2 separate regions of the Homo sapiens genome follow, and region 2 is linked to region 1. Evidence: chromatin contacts called from ENCODE Hi-C or POLR2A ChIA-PET data. All regions are on one chromosome and are shown on one strand. The core of a region is the stretch at or near the end of the contact, and the rest is flanking DNA. Distances in the headings are between cores, read along the strand shown.

What was found. Hi-C counts contacts between places; a loop is a spot of excess contacts on that map. ChIA-PET counts read pairs that join two places held with the same protein, here RNA polymerase II (POLR2A). Pooled maps may share reads with other maps.
Region 2: a loop to region 1 is called in a map of posterior vena cava, with 4 times the contacts of the local background. The contact joins the promoter of USP27X here to the promoter of PAGE4 in region 1. A Hi-C loop is called at or near these places in 1 of 168 maps with a recorded cell type or tissue (posterior vena cava), 2 of 37 single-sample maps with no recorded cell type and 1 of 50 pooled maps. POLR2A ChIA-PET finds 5 or more read pairs at or near these places in 3 of 52 experiments (HEK293T, HepG2 and WTC11).

Annotation. Positions count from the first base shown.
Region 1 is chrX:49,827,718-49,830,682 of GRCh38, forward strand. PAGE4 (PAGE family member 4) reads left to right here and starts at 1,586. Exons shown (of 5, transcript NM_007003.4): 1 at 1,586-1,634; 2 at 2,682-2,789. The coding sequence starts at 2,712. RefSeq lists an enhancer at 1,490-1,990.
Region 2 is chrX:49,878,082-49,881,046 of GRCh38, forward strand. It overlaps USP27X (ubiquitin specific peptidase 27 X-linked), which reads left to right and starts at 1,403. Exons shown (of 1, transcript NM_001145073.3): 1 at 1,403-2,965. The coding sequence starts at 2,227. It overlaps USP27X-DT (USP27X divergent transcript), which reads right to left and starts at 1,275. Exons shown (of 2, transcript NR_026742.1): 1 at 1,010-1,275; 2 at 1-666. RefSeq lists silencers at 1,225-1,634, 1,675-1,754.

The DNA.
Region 1 (2,965 bases), core at 336-2,835:
CTTACTGTCTGAGAGGAAGGCTGGTGGTGTGGTAGCACTATTGAACCTCTCTTTTCTTTTGAGATCATATTGTACATACACAGTGCTACATAACTGGATGTTTCAAGTTAATAACTTAAAATGAACAGCACCACTATTACAGGAAATATTATTCAGCACTGGTTTTGGTAGTCACCCATATTTCATTTTCAAGTGTGCCATAATTTACTTATATAGCAAGTCCATGACCATGCTATTATAAATTAAGCTGTTTTGGAAGTCCCATGTATCCAAATTTTTGTTCACATGGTTAAAGAAAAAAAACATTCAGTGGTAGTTGTTAAAGCACAGTAAGGAAAACCTTATTTAGGACTGTGGTGATGGGTATAGGGACCATTGCAATGGGATCTTGCAGTGGGGGAGAGAGATTGGGCTCAATACTGAATACAGCGCAGGCCAGTGGGAATGTATAGCGAAGGAGCAGTATGGCGGTCCGTGGGTGGAAAATTACTAAAAGGAAACATCAGGGGTAAGGGGGATTCTGGCTAAACCCACCTAGCAGGATTCTTGCTGAAGACAGGCCAAGGGGAATCAGACATCACCTGGGGGATGGTGGAAGATGAAGAACCCCATGCGATAGCAAGTATGATCAGATATTGAGGATGGAGGGTTCATGCCACATTGACTTAGCAGGGCTCTTTGCTAAAACTGGGTTTTACAAGGAAATGCACAGATGGGCCTAGGAGGAGAAGTTTCAGAAGCCTGACTTAAAAGTTTGGCCAAGCAAGGAATATTTGTCAACATTCAAGACAGTTTCCTTAACATTAAAGTCCTAGAAGTAGAAATGCTGGGTCACAGGATTTTTTATTTTTTGAGACAGGGTCTTGCTCTGTTGCCCAAGCTGGAGTGCAGTGGTGTGATCTTGGCTCACTGCAACCTCAACCTCCTGGGCTCAAGCTATCCTCCCACCTCAGCCTCTCAAGTAGCTGGGACTACAGGTGTGCACCACCATGCCCAGCTAATTTTTGTATTTTTTGTAAAGACAGGGTCTTGCCATGTTGCCCAGGATGGTCTCGAACTCCTGGGCTCAAGAAATCCACCCACCTCAGCATCCCAAAGTTCTAGGATTACAGGCATGAGCTGCCGCACCTGGCCTGGATTTTTGTGCAAATGTTTAGGCTTATTTATGTATGTGGGTTTATCATCCTTCTCCTTTACATTTTTTTCTGGATTCCTATCATGCTTAAAATGGCTTTGCACTCTCTGAGAACCTAAGCTTTCACGCATCTCTGGGAAGACTGAATACCCTCTTAAGGGCCACTGAGGTAGCAGCACTGAGAAAAAATTAAAGGGTAAATTTGCAGGTGAAATGCAGAGCTGGGAACATTCCTAGATCCAGAAGGACAGAACATTTTGCAGGAGGGGCCAGAAGCCAGAAACAAGCCCTTCTCAGCACCGAGCAGGCCCTTCCTCCAGGTGGCACAGAGCCTCTAGGAGGCGGGAGAGGGCTGGAAAGACAACCCACGTGACACACCCCCGAGGTTTGGGATTGGCTGGTGGGGTTGACACTGCTGAGGTCTAAACAAGGAGGCAGAAGTAGGTAGGTGCCACTTCTCTTCCCTTCATTCTTCGCCAGGCTCTCTGCTGACTCAAGTGTAAGTGAGAACAGGTGTGAGTGAGTGGGCCGGCGGGCTTCTGGTGGGTCGGGCACTGTGGTCCCTGGCCTCAGAGAAGGAAGGGCCTCGAGGTCATCATCCTTCTCCTAGCAGGCAGCTATGCGGCGGGGCAGGGACAGGGGAGGAAGGAGGGCCATGAAGGGGAGGAGGGTCAGCCAAGATGCTGTGAGTTTTGGAGCGGGACACTATCTGAGTCCTGGAGGCATATGAAACTGTCCATAAAGGACGGATGCTGGGGTCCTCAGTGGGGGCCAGGGAAAGGGTGGGACAGCCCGCGCTTGACAGCGCCTGCCTCAGTGCTCGTGTTCACTGGGGGTCTTCCCATCAGCCCCTTCACCCACGAGGTGAACTGCCGCGGAGCTGTGAGGGTGCCGTTTGCATTCCAATTGTCGGGACTCTTTCACCTGAGACTGAGACTCAGTGGGTGGGTCCACCGATCGTTCCTCCATGGGAGTTTAAGTGTGAAGAGGAGCTGGTGGGCTTCAGGAGGGTCGGGCAGCACAGTCCGTGGCCTCGGAGGAGGAAGGGCCTCACAGGTGGTGGCGCCGCCATGACCTTGTGGTTGTGGCAGGGCTGGGGCGAGGGAGGAAGTTGGGCCACGGAGGGGAGAGGGATCAGATGGAGCAAAACTTGGGGGGTACTTTTTGAGGTATCTTTGAGTCCCAGAGGCACCTGAAACTGCCGAAAGAGGACAGGTTTCGGAGTTCTCAGTGGGGACCTGGGGAGGAGGGGACCTGGGGTGGCTGTATATTAAAAAATCTCTTCATAATGGAGTTTAGTTATGAAATTAAGTCTCTTTAGGAAAGACCCCATGTTTTGATCTAGGACTTGAAGATCACTTCTCTGCCGAGCTGGCTGTGGAAGAAACAAAGCAGTTTGCAGATAGATTTATTTGATGTGATTGGAAACCAGGCGTAGTTATTATTAACTCAGGACCTATTATGGAAATCTCACAAAATTAAAAAAAATTACAATCAGCAGATGGCCATGGAAAGAGTCAAGTATAATTACTCCTTTTTATTGCAGTCTTCAGTTCACGATCTTCTAGTTGCAGCGATGAGTGCACGAGTGAGATCAAGATCCAGAGGAAGAGGAGATGGTCAGGAGGCTCCCGATGTGGTTGCATTCGTGGCTGTGAGTACATTTCAGTATCTTATTTCCATTGGCAGAAATGTATTTTTCTGAAAGAAAATCTAAAACATTGTTAACCAATATAGATCTGTTATATAAAGGACTTCCCTGCTGAAAATAGTTGCAAACTAAATCACATTAATGAGACATTGAGCAAGGAGACTTATTTTCTGATATTG
Region 2 (2,965 bases), core at 153-2,652, 50 kb after region 1:
CTAGAACACTCTTTCTCCTCCTACTCCTGTCCTGATGCCTGCCCTGGGCTGCACTCTCTGGGACCAGCAGCTACAGCCCGACACCCTCGAGCCATGACCCAGGTCTGAGCCACTTGCTCTGGGCACACTCCTCGTGGGCTCTGGGGTGCTGCTGCCCAGTGCCAGCAGCCCCTTGGCACAGGGGTTCCCAGAGGCCTCTCAGCCTCATGTCCGACTCCCTCTCCCTGCTGGCAGCTCCACAGGCTTCTTTCCACTTCCACCTGCTGCCCCCCTCCCCCGGGATGCTGCCAGGGCTTAAGGGTCTTGGGAGTGTGTCCTGTAGTTTAGGCCCCCTCTCAGCTGTAGGGGAAGTGCCAGCTGTAGGGATGGCCTTGTCGTGCCTCGTCCCTCCAGCTGGCCTTGGAGAGAAGAGGTGGATTGTGCCATCGGGCTGCTCAGCGTCTGCTGGGCCAGGAGGCCGGCTGTCAAGCCATTAACCCACCCGTGGCCTTGGGAGCCCAGGAGGACGCGAGCAGCAGGCCCAGACCCTGCAGAGCGCTGATAAGATGGGCCAGGGACGCGCCTCTCCAGGCCCAGCGGCCTTGGTAGCCCGGCCCCCCCGGAGCTGGGGTCCAGGCCTCCCCAGAACTGCAGCTGGAGCTTCATCCTTTTCGGGAAGCGCAGGACCTGGCGTGGGAAGGGAGACAGGGACGAGGCTAGAGGCAGGCTCGGCCGCCGAAATGATGGCCTGTCACGGCTTCTGCCTGCGCTCCCTAGGACCCCCCTCAGAGGGGACATTTCACAGCCTCAGAAACATTTCTGGACTTGGCACCCGCTCGGCCCCCAGCCCCGCAGTGGCCGAGGGAAGCCTGCATAGACGAGGGGAAGGACGAGGAGAGGGGAGGAGACGATGAAGGGGGTCAGAGCAGCGATTGGAGCCGAGAGCTGGAAGCGCCTTAAAGAGACTGCGCGGTCCCCGCCCCCCTTCCCGCCAGCCTCAATGAATTAGAGCTGTGTTTCCCAAACTTGCCTGATCATAAGCAGCCTCTGGGGCCCTAGTTAGAGATACAGGTTCCGGAGTACCTCCCTTCGAGATTCTGATTCAGTAGGCCTGCGGGTGGAGCCAAGGAATCTGTAATTTTAACACGCTCCCCACGTGATTCTCGTGAACAAGCAAGTTTGGAAAATACTGAATTAAAGGAAACGGGGCCTGGCTGCAGAAGCAGCCTCCACTAGGGGGCTTCGGCGGGAGGATTCCCGGGGGCGTCGCCTGCTTCCGCCGCCGCCTCCTTCAGTGAAAGTCCCTTTTGGGTCCAGCTGCCACAGCCACCGCGCTCCCTCAGGCCGGGCGGGGGACACCCCAGGTCTGCGTGGCCCCCGCGCCGCCACGCCCAGTGGCCGCCCGAGCCCTGCGAGCAGGGGGAGGAGCCGCCGCCAGTGGAGGCGGAGGAGGTAGAGGAGGCGGAGACGGCGGAGAAGGCGGAGAGGAAGGTGGAGGCGGAGGCGAAGGTGGAGGGGAAGGCGGAGGCGGCGGGGAAGGCGGAGGCGGCGGGGAAGGTGGACGCCACCGAGAAGGTGGAGACGGCGGGGAAGGTGGACGCCGCTGGGAAGGTGGAGACGGCGGAGGGTCCGGGCCGCCGGGCTGAGCTCAAGCTGGAGCCCGAACCCGAGCCGGTCCGGGAGGCGGAGCAGGAGCCGAAGCAGGAGCTGGAGGATGAGAACCCAGCGCGGAGCGGCGGTGGCGGCAACAGCGACGAGGTTCCTCCCCCCACCCTTCCCTCCGATCCACCGCGGCCCCCCGATCCCTCTCCGCGTCGCAGTCGTGCGCCGCGCCGCCGACCCCGGCCCCGGCCCCAGACCCGGCTCCGTACCCCGCCGCAGCCTAGGCCCCGGCCCCCGCCCCGGCCCCGGCCCCGGCGCGGCCCTGGGGGCGGATGCCTGGATGTGGATTTTGCCGTGGGGCCACCAGGCTGTTCTCACGTGAACAGCTTTAAGGTGGGAGAGAACTGGAGGCAGGAACTGCGGGTTATCTACCAGTGCTTCGTGTGGTGTGGAACCCCAGAGACCAGGAAAAGCAAGGCAAAGTCCTGCATCTGCCATGTGTGTGGCACCCATCTGAACAGACTCCACTCTTGCCTTTCCTGTGTCTTCTTTGGCTGCTTCACGGAGAAACACATTCACGAGCACGCAGAGACGAAACAACACAACTTAGCAGTAGACCTGTATTACGGAGGTATATACTGCTTTATGTGTAAGGACTATGTATATGACAAAGACATTGAGCAAATTGCCAAAGAAGAGCAAGGAGAAGCTTTGAAATTACAAGCCTCCACCTCAACAGAGGTTTCTCACCAGCAGTGTTCAGTGCCAGGCCTTGGTGAGAAATTCCCAACCTGGGAAACAACCAAACCAGAATTAGAACTGCTGGGGCACAACCCGAGGAGAAGAAGAATCACCTCCAGCTTTACGATCGGTTTAAGAGGACTCATCAATCTTGGCAACACGTGCTTTATGAACTGCATTGTCCAGGCCCTCACCCACACGCCGATACTGAGAGATTTCTTTCTCTCTGACAGGCACCGATGTGAGATGCCGAGTCCCGAGTTGTGTCTGGTCTGTGAGATGTCGTCGCTGTTTCGGGAGTTGTATTCTGGAAACCCGTCTCCTCATGTGCCCTATAAGTTACTGCACCTGGTGTGGATACATGCCCGCCATTTAGCAGGGTACAGGCAACAGGATGCCCACGAGTTCCTCATTGCAGCGTTAGATGTCCTGCACAGGCACTGCAAAGGTGATGATGTCGGGAAGGCGGCCAACAATCCCAACCACTGTAACTGCATCATAGACCAAATCTTCACAGGTGGCCTGCAGTCTGATGTCACCTGTCAAGCCTGCCATGGCGTCTCCACCACGATAGACCCATGCTGGGACATTAGTTTGGACTTGCCTGGCTCTTGCACCTCCTTCTGGCCCATGAGCCCAGGGA